Regions from separate parts of the Homo sapiens genome. Here region 2 is linked to region 1. Evidence: chromatin contacts called from ENCODE Hi-C or POLR2A ChIA-PET data. All regions are on one chromosome and are shown on one strand. Each heading gives the region's core, a stretch centred on a gene start or an enhancer-like site at or near the end of the contact. The rest is flanking DNA. Distances are from core to core; before and after follow the strand shown. Region 1 holds the start of SYCE2 (synaptonemal complex central element protein 2). Region 2 holds the start of HOOK2 (hook microtubule tethering protein 2).

Region 1 (7,216 bases), core at 1,585-4,084:
ATCTCTACTAAAAATAAAAAAATTAGGGCTGGGTGCGGTGGCTCATGCCTGTAATCCCAGCACTTTGGGAGGCTGAGGCGTGTGGATCATGAGGTCAAGAGATTGAGACCATCCTGGCCAACATGGTGAAACCCTGTCTACTAAAAATACAAAAAATTAGCCGGGCGTGGTGGCGGGTGCCTGTAGTCCCAGCTACTCAGGAGGCTGAGGCAGGAGAATGGTGTGAACCTGGGAGGCGGAGCTTGCAGTGAGCGGAGATCGCACCACTGCACTCCAGCCTGGGCAATAGAGCAAGACTCCGTCTCAAAAAAAAAAAAAAAAAAATTAGGCTGGGCGTGGTGGCTCACGCCTGTAATTCCAACACTTTGGGAAGCTGAGGCAGGCAGATCACTTGAGGTCAGGAGTTCGAGAGCAGCCTGGCCAACGTGGTGAAAACCCGTCTCTACTAAAAATACAAAAAAAAAGCTGGGCGTGGTGGTGAGCACCTGTAGTCCCAGCTACCCGGGAGGCTGAGGCACGAGAATCGTTTGAACCAGGAGGTGGAGGTTGCAGTGAGCCAAGATTGTGCCACTGCACTACAGCCTGGGTGACAGAAGAAGACTCTGTTCCAAAAAAAAAAACAAAAAACAAAAATTAGCAGGCATGATGGCAGGCACCTGTAGTCCCAGCTATCTGGGAGGCTGAGGTGGGAGAATCACTTGAACCCAGGAGGTGGAGGTTGTAGGGAGCTGAGATCACACCACTGCACTCCAGTCTGGGCCACAGAGTGAGACCTGTCCCCCAAAAACAGAAAACAAAAATTAGCTCAGCATAGTGGCTCATGCCTGTAATCCCAGGTACTCCAGAGACTGAGGTTGATCACTTGAGCCTGGGAGGTCGAGGCTGCAATGAGCCGTGATTACACCACTGCACTCCAGCCTGGGCAACAGAGTGAGACCCTGTCGTTAAATACATATTTATGTGTCTAAATAAACACAAGTACCCTGGAATCTTGCCATTTCCATCAAATCTGAACTTTGGCTGTGTAGGGGTGAAGAGAAAGCTTCCTTATTGCCCTCTGAAGTTTCACTAAAAATTACTGAGAAAAGGCAGATTAATAAGAGAAAAGGAATACGAATGTATTTGATCATAGTGTTACCTGACAAGCCTTCAGAATGAAGATCCAGAGATACAGGGGAAACTGTGTTTTTGTTTTGTTTTGTTTTGAGACGGAGTCTGGCTCTGTTCCCTGGGCTGGAGTGTAGGGGCGATCTTGGCTCACAGCAGCCTCAGCTTCCCAAGCAGCTGGGATTACAGGTGCCCGCCACCATGCCTGATTAATGAAAAGTGTCTTATGCTTAGGTTCAGCAAAGTTTGAACACCCAGGTAGAAATTTGATTGGACAAAAAGGGTTTGTCGTGGTTCATACTTGTAATCCTGACACTTTGGGAGGCTGAGGCGGGTGGATCACTTGAGGCCAGGAGTTTGAGACCAGCCTGAGCAACATGGAAAAACCCCATCTCTACTAAAAATACAAAAATTAGCTGGGCATGGTGCATCTGTAATCCCAGCTACTTGGTTGGCTGAGAATCGCTTGAACCTGGGAGGCCAAGGTTGCAGCGAGTTGAGATCTTGCCACTGCACTCCAGTGTTGCCTGGACAACAGAGCAAGACAAAAAAAAAAAAAAAAAAAAAAAGCCGGGGGGGTCGTCTAATACTAATAGGCTGAGTGGGGAAACCCAGCAAGGCCTATCTGTCTAGATTCTTCTTGGAGTCTCAGGAATGCATGCTCAGAGAGGCCAAGAAGAATCTAGATAGATAGGCCTTGTGTGGGGCAGAAACTTCTTTGAAACGGGGGTCTTATGACCTACAGTCAATAGGGTAGATCAGATAATTTCTTCTTTTTTTGAGACAGCACTTTGGGAGACCAAGACGGGAGGACGGCTTGAGCCCAGGAGTTGGGGATCAGCCTGGGCTCAGCACAGTGAGATCTCATTTCTACAGGAAAAAAAAATATAATTATGTGTGTGTGTGTGTGTGTGTGTGTGTGTATATATACATACAATCTTTTTTTTTTTTTTGAGACGGAGCTTTACTCTGTCACCCCGGCTGGAGTGCAGTGGCATGATCTCAGCTCACTGCAACCTCTGCGTCCTGGGTTTAAGCAATTCTCCTGCCCCAGCCTCCCGAGTAGCTGGGACTATAGGCGCCCGCCACCACGCCCGGCTATTTTTTGTATTTTTAGTAGAGACAGTTTCACCATGTTGGCTAGGCTGGTCTCGAACTCATGACCTCAGGTGATCCACCCGCCTCGGCCTCCCAAAGTGCTGGGATTACAGGCGTGAGCCACCGCGCCCGGCCAGAAAAATATTTTTAAATTAGAAGGGCCTGGTGAATGACACTGCTACTCAGGAGGCCGAGGCAGGAGGATCGCTTGAACCTGGGAGGTCGAGGCTACAGTGAGCTGTGATCGCACCACTGCACTCCAGCCTGGGCGACAGACCAAGATCTTGTCTCAAAAAAAAAAAAAAATTGTTATGGAGTATATTTTCCAAGGCAGAGTGGATGAAGTTAGAAGCACCGAATAAATACAGGACTCTGAGATCCGTATAACCTGGGCGCCCCGTGGAACCCAGGAGCCTCACAGGGGCACACAAGCGCACCCAGAGCGCGCCGTCCTGCTCCCAAGGGGCGCCGACTGCGCGCGCAGCCCGCGGACCGCGAAACTGCTGCTTAACGGTCGGCCCCGCCCAGTTGGCCGCGCAAGTTCTCAAAGAGGGCGGGGCCGGGAGCACGCGTCACAACACACTCGTCCGCGGGAGCGCAGCTGGCCAGGGGCGGGGTCGGCGCATGCGCAGAGGGTGCGAGCTTGAAGGCGGGAAAATACGGAATGGAGCGACAGGGAGTACGCGGCGCTTGTTTCCTTCTCGCGCGTGGGGCGGGCGGACAGATAGGCAGGGAACGGCTGCGATCCCAGCCATCTCCAGCGGACCCGAGCCCGGCCGCTTGTCCTTTGCCATTGGGGCTCCCTCTCATCAGGCCTGGCCTCAAATTTCCTGACTGACTGAACCCGGCCCTGACTGACGCACTGACGGGTCTGATTTCCACACATGGCGCGTGGCCGGAACGGAGTAGAGAAAGGCACAAACACCCACGCACCGCACCCGTTTCTTTCATTTCTTTTTTTTTTTTTTTTTGAGACGAAGTATCACTCTGTCGCCCAGTCTGGAGTGCAGTGGCGTGATCTCGGCTCACTGCAACCTCTGCCTCCCGGGTTCAAGTGATTCTCCTTCCTCAGCCTCCCGAGTAGCTGGGATTACAGGCACGCACCACCACGTCAGCTAATTTTTGTATTTTTAGTAGAGACGGGGTTTCACCATATTGCTCAGGCTGTTCTCGCACTCCTGACCTCGTGATCCGCCCGCCTCCGCCTCCCAAAGTGCTGGGATTACAGGCGTGAGCCACCGCGCCCGGCCTCATCTCTTTTCTCCTACCTCTTCTCCTTTCTCGAAGGACTCCAGCCAACACACATACCAGTTAGGAGCCCAGGTCCTCCAGTTACATTCCCACAGCCCTGCCCTCACCCGGCCCCTCTAGGTCTGGTGTCCTGGTGTCCCCTAGGGACAGAGTGTCCTTTCACCCCATGCCCCTGCCCTCATGGCACCTGCCCCAGCCCTGCCCGTCTTTCCTGCGGGTCCCCACCGTCCCGCAGCAGCACATCGAGGTGACCAGGGTTGAAGGGTCGGCAGGAGGGCGATCTGTTCACTCCTCATCCTCCCTCCTTGGCCTCCGTCCTGACTGTGCTTGCAGGTGGACGTGCCCCATGTGAAATGCAAAGACCAGGAACCGCAGCCCTTGGGGGAGAGCAAGGAGCATCCGCGGTGGGAAGAGAACTGCGAGGAGGAAGCTGGTGGAGGGCCAGCTAGGTGAGGAAGATCCCAGCCCTATGGGTCTACACAGGCCCCTGGGTCCCTCTCATTCACCCTTTTCTTCCACAAGGCTATGCCAGTGTCTGCTGCTTTTTTTTTCCCTCCTAACACAGCGTCTTGCTTTGTCACCACGCAGTGGCATGATCACGGCTCACTGCAACCTCCACCTCCCAGACTCAAGTGATCCTCCCACCTCAGCCTCCGAAATGGCTGGGACTAGAGGCGGGCCAGAATGTCGGGCCAATTTATTAAAAAATATTGGCCAGGTGCAGTGGTTCACACCTGTAATCCCAACACTTTGGGAGGCCAAGGCGGGTGGATCACCTAAGGTCGGGAGTTTGAGACCAGCCTGACAAACATGGAGAAACCCCGTCTCTACTAAAAATACAAAATTAGCTGGGCATAGTGGCACATGCCTGTAATCCCAGCTACTCAGGAGGCTGAGGCAGGAGAATCGCTTGAACCCAGGAGGTGGAGGTTGCAGTGAGCTGAGATGGCGCCATTGCACTCCAGCCTGGGCAAAAAGACCGAAACGCTGTCTCAAAAAAAAAAAAAAAAAGCCAGGAATGGTGGCTTATGCCTGTAATCCTAGCACTTTGGGAGGCCGAGGGGGGTGGATCAAAAGGTCAAGAGATGGAGACCATCCTGGCTAACATGATGAAACCCCGTCTCTACTAAAAATACAGAAGTTAGCTGGGTGTTGTGGTGCACGCCTGTAGTCCCAGCTACTCGGGAGGCTAAGGCAGGAGAATCGCTTGAACCCCAGAGGCAGAGGTTGTAGTGAGCCGAGATCATGCCACTGCATGCCAGCCTGGTGACAGAGTGAGACTCCGTCTCAAAAAAAAGAAAAAAGAAAAATTTAGTAGGCCGGGCACGGTGGCTTACGCCTGTAATCCCAGCACTTTGGGAGGCCAAGGCAGGCAGATCATGAGGTCAGGAGTTTGAGACTAGCCTGGCCAATATGGTGAAACCCTGTGTCTACAAAAATTAGCCAGGCATGGTGACAGACACTTGTAATCCCAGCTACTCAGAAGGCTGAGGCAGGAGAATTGCTTTAACCTGGGAGGCAGAGATTGCAGTAAGCCAAGATTGTGCCATTGCATTCCAGCCTTGGTGACAGAGCAAGACTCTGTCTCAAAAAAAAAAAAAAAAAGTATATATATAGTAGAGGCTGGGCGCAGTGGCTCACGCCTGTAATCCCAGCACTTTGGGAGGCTGGCGCTGGCAGATAACTTGAGGTCAGGATTTCGAGACCAGCCTGGCCCACATGGTGAAACTCCGTCTCTACTAAAAACACAAAAATCAGCCAGGCGTGGTGGTGCATGCATGTAGTCCTGGCTATTCAGGAGGCCAAGGCAGGAGGATCCCTTGAGCCCAGGAGTTTGAGACCAGCCTGGGCAACAGAGGGAGACATATCTCTCTGAAAAAAAAGAAAGAAAGAAAGAAAGAAATGAGCGTGGTGTGGTGCGGTTGCACACACCTGTGGCCCTAGCTACTTGGAAGGCTGAGGTGGGAGGACCACTTGAGCCTGGGAGGTCGAGGCTGCAGTGAGACGTGATTGCTTCACTGCACTGGAAGAGCAAGACCCTGTCTCAAAAATAAATAAGTGAATAATGTGATTTCAACTGGTGGCAAGTAAGTGGAATGAAGAAACAAAATATAGTAAGGAGCAAGTAGAGTGACAGGGACCTTAGAGCAGTTGGAGAACTCTGAAGAGGTCACATGAGAAGAGGCCAGCCAGGAGGCATTCTGGGCCCAAACCTTCCACGCAGAGGGGGCCGCAAGTATGAAGTCCCTCAGGTAGGAATAAGCTTGATGTGTTCTCAAAAGAGCAAGAAGGAGGCTCATGTTGGCCGGGCGCAGTGGCTCAACCTGTAATCCTAGGACTTTGGGAGGCCGAGGCAGGCGGATCACGAGGTCAGGAGTTCGAGACCAGCCTGGCCAACATAGTGAAACCCTGTTTCTACTAAAAATACAAAAAATTAGCCAGGCGTGGTGGCGCATGCCTTTAATCCCAGCTACTCCGGAGCCTGAGGCAGGAGAATTGCTTGAACCTGGGAGGCAGAGGTTGCAGTGAGCCAAGATAGCACCATTGCACTCCATCCTGGGTGACAGAGTGAGACCCTGTCTCGAGGAAAAAAAAAAAAAAAAAGGCTGATATGGCAGTATTGTGATTGGCAGCAGGGACACTCCTGTCCTCCAGACAGACATGCTCATACCCTCCTGCTGTTTGCATCTGACCAAACACCAACAGGGAAGAGATCATGGTGCTGGGAGACCTTTCCCCTGTGGGCAGCCAGCCTGGAATGGGGAGCCAGGGAAGGTGTCCTTGTAGAAGAGATGTTGAAGCAGAAAGTGTGGGCAGGGTGGGGAAGGAGGGGTTGAGAGAAGAGCTCGTGCGAAGTCCCTGCTCGTGGCATTCGGGGGAGCTAAAGGAAGGCCAGTGTGGCTAGGCGAGCGAGTGGGGTACAGGGGTGAGTGCAAGGGGAGGGCTGCAGAAGGGGCCAGGTTATGAGGCATTTTGTGGGCTACAGACTTTATCCTAGAGGTTTTTTCAGTAACAGCTTTGAGATATAATTCCCATAGCATACGGTTCACCTTTTTTTTTTTTTTTTTTGAGATGGAGTCTCGCTCTGTTGCCCAGGCTGGAGTGAGGGGGCATGATCTTGGCTCACTGCAACCTCCCCCTCCCAGATTCAAGCAATTCTCCTGCCTTAGCCTCCCGAGTAGCTGGGACTACAAGCATGTGCCACCAGGCCTGGCTTTTTTTTTATATATTTTTGGTAGAGACGGGGTTTCACCGTGTTAGCCAGGATGGTCTCAATCTCCTGACCTCATGATCCGCCCGCCTCGGCCTCCCAAAGTGCTGAGATTATAGGCGTGAGCCACCGCGCCCGGCTCACCTCCTTGAAGGGTATGATTTGATTGCTTTTGGTATATTCAGAGCTGGACAACCATTCTCATAGTCAACTTTAAAACAGCTTCATCACTCCAGGCCAGATACAGTGGCCTCCCAAAATGCTGGGATTACAGGCGTGAGCCACTGCATCTGGACTTCATCTTTTCAATGGCTGAATAATATTCCACATGAGTCTACCACATTTTGTTTATCCACTCATCTGTTGATAGTCATTCGGGTGGTTTTCACTTTTTGGCTATTATGAGCAGCACTGCTATGAAATCCATTTAGAAAAGTTTGTGTGTGGACAGATGATTTCATTTCTTCTGGGCATACTCATACCTAGGAGGGGAACTGCTGGGTCACAGAAGTGACATGCTCAGGTTCCCGTTATAAAAAGATACGGCTG
Region 2 (7,216 bases), core at 1-2,500, 140 kb after region 1:
ATCACGGCTCACTGCAGTCTCGACCTCCTGGGCTCAAGCTATCCTCCCACCTCAGCCTCTGTAGAGCTAGGAGCTAGGACCACAGAAACACGCCAACATGTCTGGCTAATTTTTTTTTTTTTTTTTTTGAGGAGTCTTGCACTGTTGCCCCCTGGAGTGCAGTGGTACGATCTCGGCTGACTGCAACCTCCGCCTCCAGGGTTCAAGCGATTCTCCTGCCTCAGCCTCCCGAGTAGCTGAAATCAGGCGTGCGCCACCACGCCCAGCTAATTTTTAGTATTTTTAGTAGAGACGGGGTTTCACCATGTTGGCCAGGCTGGTCTCGAACACCTGACCTCGTGATCCGCCCGCCTCGGCCTCCCAAAGTGCTGGGATTACAGGCGTGAGCCACCGCTACCTGGGTAATTTTTAAATTTTTTGAAGAGAGGCTGGTCTCCAACTTCTATCCAAATTAATTCTCCCTCCTAGGCCTCCCAAAATACTGGGATTACAGTCGAGAGCCACCGCGTCCGGCGGGAAAACCCCTTTAGCATCCCCTCTCCCAGTCCATAGAAAGTGCCAGGGCTCGCCCCTCCCCGCACAACGGCTCCGATTATAAAGTGGTTAGACACAAGAATTTACTTAAGGCCGGGCGCGGTGGCTCACGCCTGTAATCCCAGCACTTTGGGAGGCCGAGGCGGGCGGATCACGAGGTCAGGAGATCGAGACCATCCTGGCTAACACGGTGAAACCCCGTCTCTACTAAAAATACAAAAAATTAGCCGGGCGAGGTGGCGGGCGCCTGTAGTCCCAGCTACTCGGGAGGCTGAGGCAGGAGAATGGCGTGAACCCCAGGGGGCGGAGCCTGCAGTGAGCCGAGATTGCGCCACTGCACTCCAGCCTGGGCGACAGCGAGACTCCGTCTCAAAAAAAAAAAAAAAAAAAAAAAGAATTTACTTAAGTTGCAGGGAAAAGACGTGAATGCGCTTGTGTAACAGGGTGGAGCACCTCCGTCTCAAAAGGATCTTGAGGACCTCCCACCCCAAAAAGGGCCAGGGCGAGGATGGGAGGTGGGACCACCCTCGGATGCACAAGGCTGGGCCAGGCTGACCCCTAGCGGCAGGGCGGGCGCCCGAACGGTGCCCGGATCCAAGATGGCGGGGCTGGAGGCAAGAGCGGGCGTAGGGAGGAGATTACGTTCCGAGGCGGAGCCTGGGCTTGGGGGCGGGGCGGGGCCTGCGCCTAGGGGGGCGGGGCGGGGCGGCGCTCTAGGCCGAGCGGGAGGTCGGGGCTGCGGGCGCTCGCTGGTGGCGGACCCGGAGGCTGCTGCGGCGCCGGGGCTCCGTGGCCTGGATTGAATCCGATCGGGAGCCATGAGCGTGGACAAAGCTGAGCTATGCGGGTCTCTGCTCACCTGGGTAGGTCGTGGGGCGGGGCTAGGGGAAGGTGAGCGCCCGCTCCTCTTGCCCGGGATCCCTGGCCCTGGTTCGGTCAGTCTCTTGGTGCTGGGGCTGGGAGGTGCGGGGTCGTCGACTTGCTGGACCGTTGGACTCTGGCCCGAGCACCCGCCCCCGTCACGTGGCAAGTCTGCGTGGAAAGGACAGGTGAGGCCCCGCCCCTCTGTGGTTGGTTCACGTGGGGCGAGGACACAGGTGAATTGGCCTGGTCACGTGGTGCCTGTGGGGCCCAGGTGACTCGCGATACCACCCTGGCCTGGACGCGCAGGGTTTGTTGGGCAGAGGTGAGGTGAGGCCACGCCCCCTCCGGTCTCAGGTGAGCAGAAGCCAGTCCCTCGCAGAGCTGCTGTGGCGGAGCAGCGCCCGCCCCACCATGTGAGGTTCGCTGACTGGAAAAGTCTGCAAAAGGGGAGCGGTTCGGCGCTCCCAGGCCCTAACTCTTTCCTTGTCCTTTCCTTTACCCCTCAGTTACAGACGTTCCACGTTCCGTCTCCCTGTGCCAGCCCTCAGGACCTGAGCAGCGGCCTTGCCGTAGCCTATGTGCTGAACCAGATGTGAGTGGAGCTGAAGGGGAGGATCCCAAAAGTGTCCCCCAGTCTGCTCATCCCACCTTCTCGCCCCCAGAGACCCCTCCTGGTTCAACGAGGCATGGCTCCAGGGCATCTCGGAAGATCCAGGTCCCAACTGGAAGCTGAAGGTGACAAGTGGACTCCTGATTAGAGGACAGACTGGTGAAGAGATGACCAGGGACGGGCCAGCTAGGCACATGTCCTGGGTGATGGGCAGGAAGAGGGACAGATGTCTGGTGATCAACCATTTGTTCATCCATTCATCTATGGAGTACTCACCCTGTGCCAGGCCTGGGCATTCAGCAAGGAATAACACAGACAAAAACCTGCCCCACACAGCCATCATTCTAGTGACAAGCAACACATACACAACCATAAAAATTAACTTCCAGGCTGGGCGCAGTGGCTCATGCCTGTAATCCCAACACTTTGAGAGGCTAAAGTGGGTGGATCACCTGGGGCCAGGAGTTCAAGACCAGCCTGGCCAACAAGTTGAAACCCCATCTCTACTAAAAATACAAAAATTAGCTGGGTGGGGTGGTGTGCACCTGTAATCCCAGTTACTTGGGAGGCTGAGACATGAGAATCACTTGAACCTGGGAGGTGGAGGATGCAGTGAGCTGAGATTGAGCCATTGCACTCCAGCCTGGGCAACAGAGCGAGACTCTTGTCTCAAGAAGAAGAAAAAAAGAAAAAGAAAAAGAAAAAGAAAAAACTTTTGATGCCAGTAGTTCTGTGAAGACAACAAAAAAGCAGGGCTTTGAGAGAGAGCAATGAGGGCATAGGTGGCTGATTACATCAGATGGGTTAATCTCCAAGTGAAATTTGGGGGAACGGTGTTCCAGGCATAGGGAATAGCAGATGTAAAGGCCGTGATTTGGGAATAAACTTGGTGTGATGGAGGAATGGCAGAGAGGGCAGAACAGAGCAAGAGGGCAAGATTTGTAGGAGATGAGGTCATCAGGGGCCTGGCAGGCCATGGTGGGGGTGTGGATTCTATTTTTAAGTGCTGTGGAAAGTCAAGGCAGGGTTTTAGCAGAGCAAAGATGCAACCTGGCTTGGGCTTTATAAAGCTCCCCCTGGCTGCATGGAGAGAAATAAAATGTAGGCAGCAAAAGTGGAAGAGGAGAGGCAGCTGGTGCACTAATCCAGGTGAGAGGTAAAGATGGATGGGTAGGGCTGAAGGATGGTGGGGCAGGTGGTGAGAAGTGACTTGGTTCTGGAGACATATGAAGGAAGATGGTCAGGCAGGCCGGGCACAGTGGCTCATGCCTGTAATCCCAGCAATTTTAGAGGCTGAGGTGGGAGGATTGCTTGAGCTCAGGAGCTTGAGACCAGCCTGGGCTACATAGCAAAACCTCCTCTCTACAAATAAAAAAAAGTAGTCGATTGTGGTGGCATATGCCTGTAGTCCCAGCTACTGGGAGGCAGAGATAGGAGGATTGCTTGACCCCAGGAGGTCGAGGCTGCAGTGAGCCAAGATTGCACCACTGCACTCCAGCCTGGGTGACAGAGCCAGACCCTGTCTTAAAAAGCTAAAGCAAAAAAAAAAAAAAAAAAAAAAAGAAACAAAGATGGTCAGGCAGACAAAAGGGGCAGACAGCCAGACAGGTCACCCCTAGAGGAAGGCGCACGCAGACAGAATAGGATGAGATGAGCAGGGAAGGAGAAGTGAGGTGGAGAGAGGATGGGACCTACAGATTCAGAGTGGGAGGCCTCTGAACTTGTCCACAGTTCCTTGTTCCTCCCTAGGTCAGCAATCTGAAGATGGTCTTACGGAGCCTAGTAGAGTACTCCCAGGATGTGAGTAACTGTAAAGGGATTCAGGGGGTTGAGTTGGGAGAAGGGTGGGCCCATGAGCCCCTGACACCCCCTTCTCCCCAGGTCCTGGCGCATCCTGTGTCAGAAGAGCATCTCCCAGATGTGAGCCTCATTGGAGAGTTCTCAGACCCGGCAGAGCTCGGCAAGCTGCTTCAGCTGGTGCTGGGCTGTGCCATCAGTTGCGAGAAAAAGCAGGGTATGGGGAGCTTAGGGGGTCCCCAGGGCTGGCCTGAGGAAATCCTCCTTCCTCCCCACCTCACCCCTGGGTCTCAGCCTCCCCCACCTTGATCCCCAGACCACATCCAGAGAATCATGACGCTGGAAGAATCGGTTCAGCATGTGGTGATGGAAGCCATCCAAGAGGTGGGTGGGGGCACTCAGTGTGCAATTGGAAAATGTCAGGAGAGGGGACATCTCTAGGGCAGAGAGAACTGGGCACAGGTCCTGCCCTGGTAAGGTCTGGACTCTGCCTGGAACTCAGCTGGCCAGACATCTCTGTCTCATGTGTCTGCCAGCTCCTCCCAGCTCTAAGTCGCAATCTAGCAGGCTCAAGGGATCTGGCTTCCCTCTGTGTTGGAGGCAGGAGGGCAGCCTCTGGGCTGGGGTTATTGGGCAGAACTGGCCTTGACGGGAGGATGGAGAGGTTCTCAGGTTGGATAGTAGATACTTTGAAGGCTGGCCTCAGATATCCAGTTCATTACAATGCCCCTTCCCACTCCTCAGCTCATGACCAAAGACACTCCTGACTCCCTGTCACCAGAGACGTATGGCAACTTTGACAGCCAGGTAAGAGATTTGGGGGAAAGGTGTTCCAGGCACAGGGATCAGCAAATCCAAAGGCCGGGAGTTGGGGATAAGTTTGCTGTGATTAACCTTGTGACTTAACCTTGTTAAAGGTCCAGACCCCACTTACAGATGCTCAGGGTAGCCTAAGGGGGAGGGGCTTGTCCTTAAGCCTGTAAGCCACGCCCATCTTCCAGGGTGCTAGCCACTTCCTGTACCAGGTCTCCAGTGTTCTGGAATCGCTCTTCCTTCAGTCTCCAACCCCAGCCCTGTTTTCTTTTCTTTTCTTTTTCTTTTTTTTTTTTTTTTTTGAGATGGAGTCTCACTCTGTCACCCAGGCTGGAGTGCAGTGGCACGATCTCGGCTCACTGCAACCTCCGCCTCCCGGGTTCAAGCGATTCTCCTGCCTCAGCCTCCCGAGTAGCCAGGACTACAGGCACACGCCACCACACCCGGCTAATTTTTGTGTTTTTAGTAGAGAAGGGGTTCGCCACGTTGGGCAGGCTGGTCTGGAACTCCTGATCTCAGGTAACCCACCCGCCTCAGCCTCCCAAAGTGCTGGGATTATAGGCGCGAGCCACTGCACCCGGCGCCAGCCCTCTTTTCAATCCTGAGGGTTTCTTGGCCCCCTCCATTTGGCCTCTAGAGATCTCAGCCTCCCTCCCCCCGTCCTTCTCCTGAATCCCTGAGTTCCTCTTCCCCCTCATCTCTGCAGTCCCGCAGGTACTATTTCCTAAGTGAGGAGGCTGAGGAGGGGGACGAATTACAGCAGCGCTGTCTGGATCTGGAGCGGCAGGTAGGGCCCTAGGTGGGGCAGGGTCACTTGAGTAGCCCCTCTCCAAGCCCAAGCTCATCTTTCTGCCCTGCCCGCAGCTGATGCTCCTGTCAGAGGAGAAGCAGAGCCTGGCGCAAGAGAATGCAGGGCTGCGGGAGCGGATGGGCCGGCCTGAAGGCGAGGGTACCCCAGGTCTCACTGCCAAGAAGCTGCTGCTGCTGCAATCCCAGCTGGAGCAGTTGCAGGAGGAGAACTTCAGGTGTGGTCAGCTGGGGACTGGGCCAGGCAAGCCAGGGGACCGGGGGAGGGCAGCCCCCTCATGTGCTCTTCCCCCAACACCCCCAGGCTGGAGAGTGGCAGGGAGGATGAGCGCCTGCGCTGTGCCGAGCTGGAGAGGGAGGTTGCGGAGCTGCAGCACCGGAACCAGGCGCTGACTAGCCTGGCCCAGGAGGCACAGGCCCTGAAGGATGAGATGGATGAACTACGGTGAGTGGTGGGTTCCTGGGTCCCCATCACGGGGGGCGGGGGGTAAACCTGTTTCCAGAGTTCCCCTCTGATGCCATAGCAGCTCTGTAATTTTCATGTGCCCAGTGAACCCCCAATATGCCCCCTGGACTCCACAGTGCCACCCTGAGCCCTACAGAACGCCCAAGGCCACATTGCACTATCCTGAATTCCACCATATCCCCTGGACCCCACACTGCCCCCCCCTTATCCCACAGTATGCTTCCAAGACCCCATAGCATCCCTGTGGCCCCCCAAAACACAAGAACCTCCCCTACAATGCTCTGCAGATCCCACTGCACAGTTTGGGCTTCATAATGCCCCTGGATCCCATGGTACCTTCTAGGACTCCACAATGCAATTACTTTGCACCCCCTTTTGACTCTACTGTGCCTTCTGTAACCACAAAGGGCTCCACTGGGCCCCTATAGCATCTCTGTAATGCGAAGGTACTAGTGCACCCCCCAATTGCACTTCTAAGGACCCCGCAGTCCTCTTGTCCCATACCTCCCCCAATGACTCCAAGGTATCCTTGGCAGATGCTCAGACCTCTCTAGGCTCCCCATCACTCCCCCTATAACCCCACCCTCTGTGTCCCCACAATTCCACCCCAGGGGATACCTGATTATAACCCTGGGCTAACCATTGCTGTAATGACTCTCAACAGCTCCAGGCCCTGATTGACCCCTAACCCTCAACTTTCATGACCCCTTCACCTTGAACCCAAAAGCCTCAGGCTGAACAACACCCTGTGCTCCAAGGGCCACTCCACATCCCAGCTGACCCCTGATCAGAGCTCTCAGCCCTCCCCCTTCCCTCCCACTCCCCTAGGCAGTCTTCGGAGCGTGCTGGGCAGCTGGAGGCCACGCTGACCAGTTGCCGGCGCCGCTTGGGCGAGCTGAGGGAGCTGCGGCGGCAGGTGCGGCAGCTGGAGGAACGCAACGCCGGCCACGCCGAGCGCACGCGACAACTGGAGGATGAGCTACGCCGAGCGGGCTCCCTGCGCGCCCAGCTGGAGGCGCAGCGGCGGCAGGTGCGGCGGGGGCGGGGTTAGGGCCGGGGCCCCGCCCCTGGCAGCAAGTCTCTCACCGTTGGCCAGCCCTCCGCCCACCCCTGATCCCCTCCCTTATTTGTACGTAGGCCACGCTCTCCGGGCCTCTTCCCTCCACCCACGCTGCTCTTCTGTCTGGGTTAGTAAGCCCAGCCTTTCCCTTCCCTTAAGTACCGCTCCTCTAAATTCTTTGATGCCCGCCGCTTCACCATGCTGCTTGATTTCCTTGGGGCTACCTAACCATGTAACAAAACTCGTGGTAAATTGAAAATATCCT

Evidence for each region. Hi-C counts contacts between places; a loop is a spot of excess contacts on that map. ChIA-PET counts read pairs that join two places held with the same protein, here RNA polymerase II (POLR2A). Pooled maps may share reads with other maps.
Region 2: a pooled map shows a loop between it and region 1 (4-fold over the local background). The contact joins the promoter of HOOK2 here to the promoter of SYCE2 in region 1. A Hi-C loop is called at or near these places in 6 of 50 pooled maps. POLR2A ChIA-PET finds 5 or more read pairs at or near these places in 5 of 52 experiments (B cell, activated CD8-positive, alpha-beta memory T cell, activated naive CD4-positive, alpha-beta T cell and 2 more).

What each region holds. Positions count from the first base shown.
Region 1 is chr19:12,914,911-12,922,126 of GRCh38, reverse strand. It overlaps SYCE2 (synaptonemal complex central element protein 2), which reads left to right and starts at 2,834. Exons shown (of 6, transcript NM_001105578.2): 1 at 2,834-2,884; 2 at 3,790-3,905. The coding sequence starts at 2,870. It overlaps MIR5695 (microRNA 5695), which reads right to left and starts at 1,807; the gene lies at 1,723-1,807. RefSeq lists an enhancer at 3,015-3,154.
Region 2 is chr19:12,769,586-12,776,801 of GRCh38, reverse strand. HOOK2 (hook microtubule tethering protein 2) reads left to right here and starts at 1,250. Exons shown (of 23, transcript NM_013312.3): 1 at 1,250-1,397; 2 at 1,905-1,990; 3 at 2,061-2,133; 4 at 3,758-3,808; 5 at 3,890-4,022; 6 at 4,122-4,189; 7 at 4,550-4,612; 8 at 5,325-5,405; 9 at 5,483-5,643; 10 at 5,730-5,870; 11 at 6,720-6,921. The coding sequence starts at 1,353. RefSeq lists silencers at 1,187-1,406, 6,819-7,048, a cis regulatory region at 791-1,432 and enhancers at 969-1,647, 1,648-2,328, 4,859-5,359, 5,360-5,860.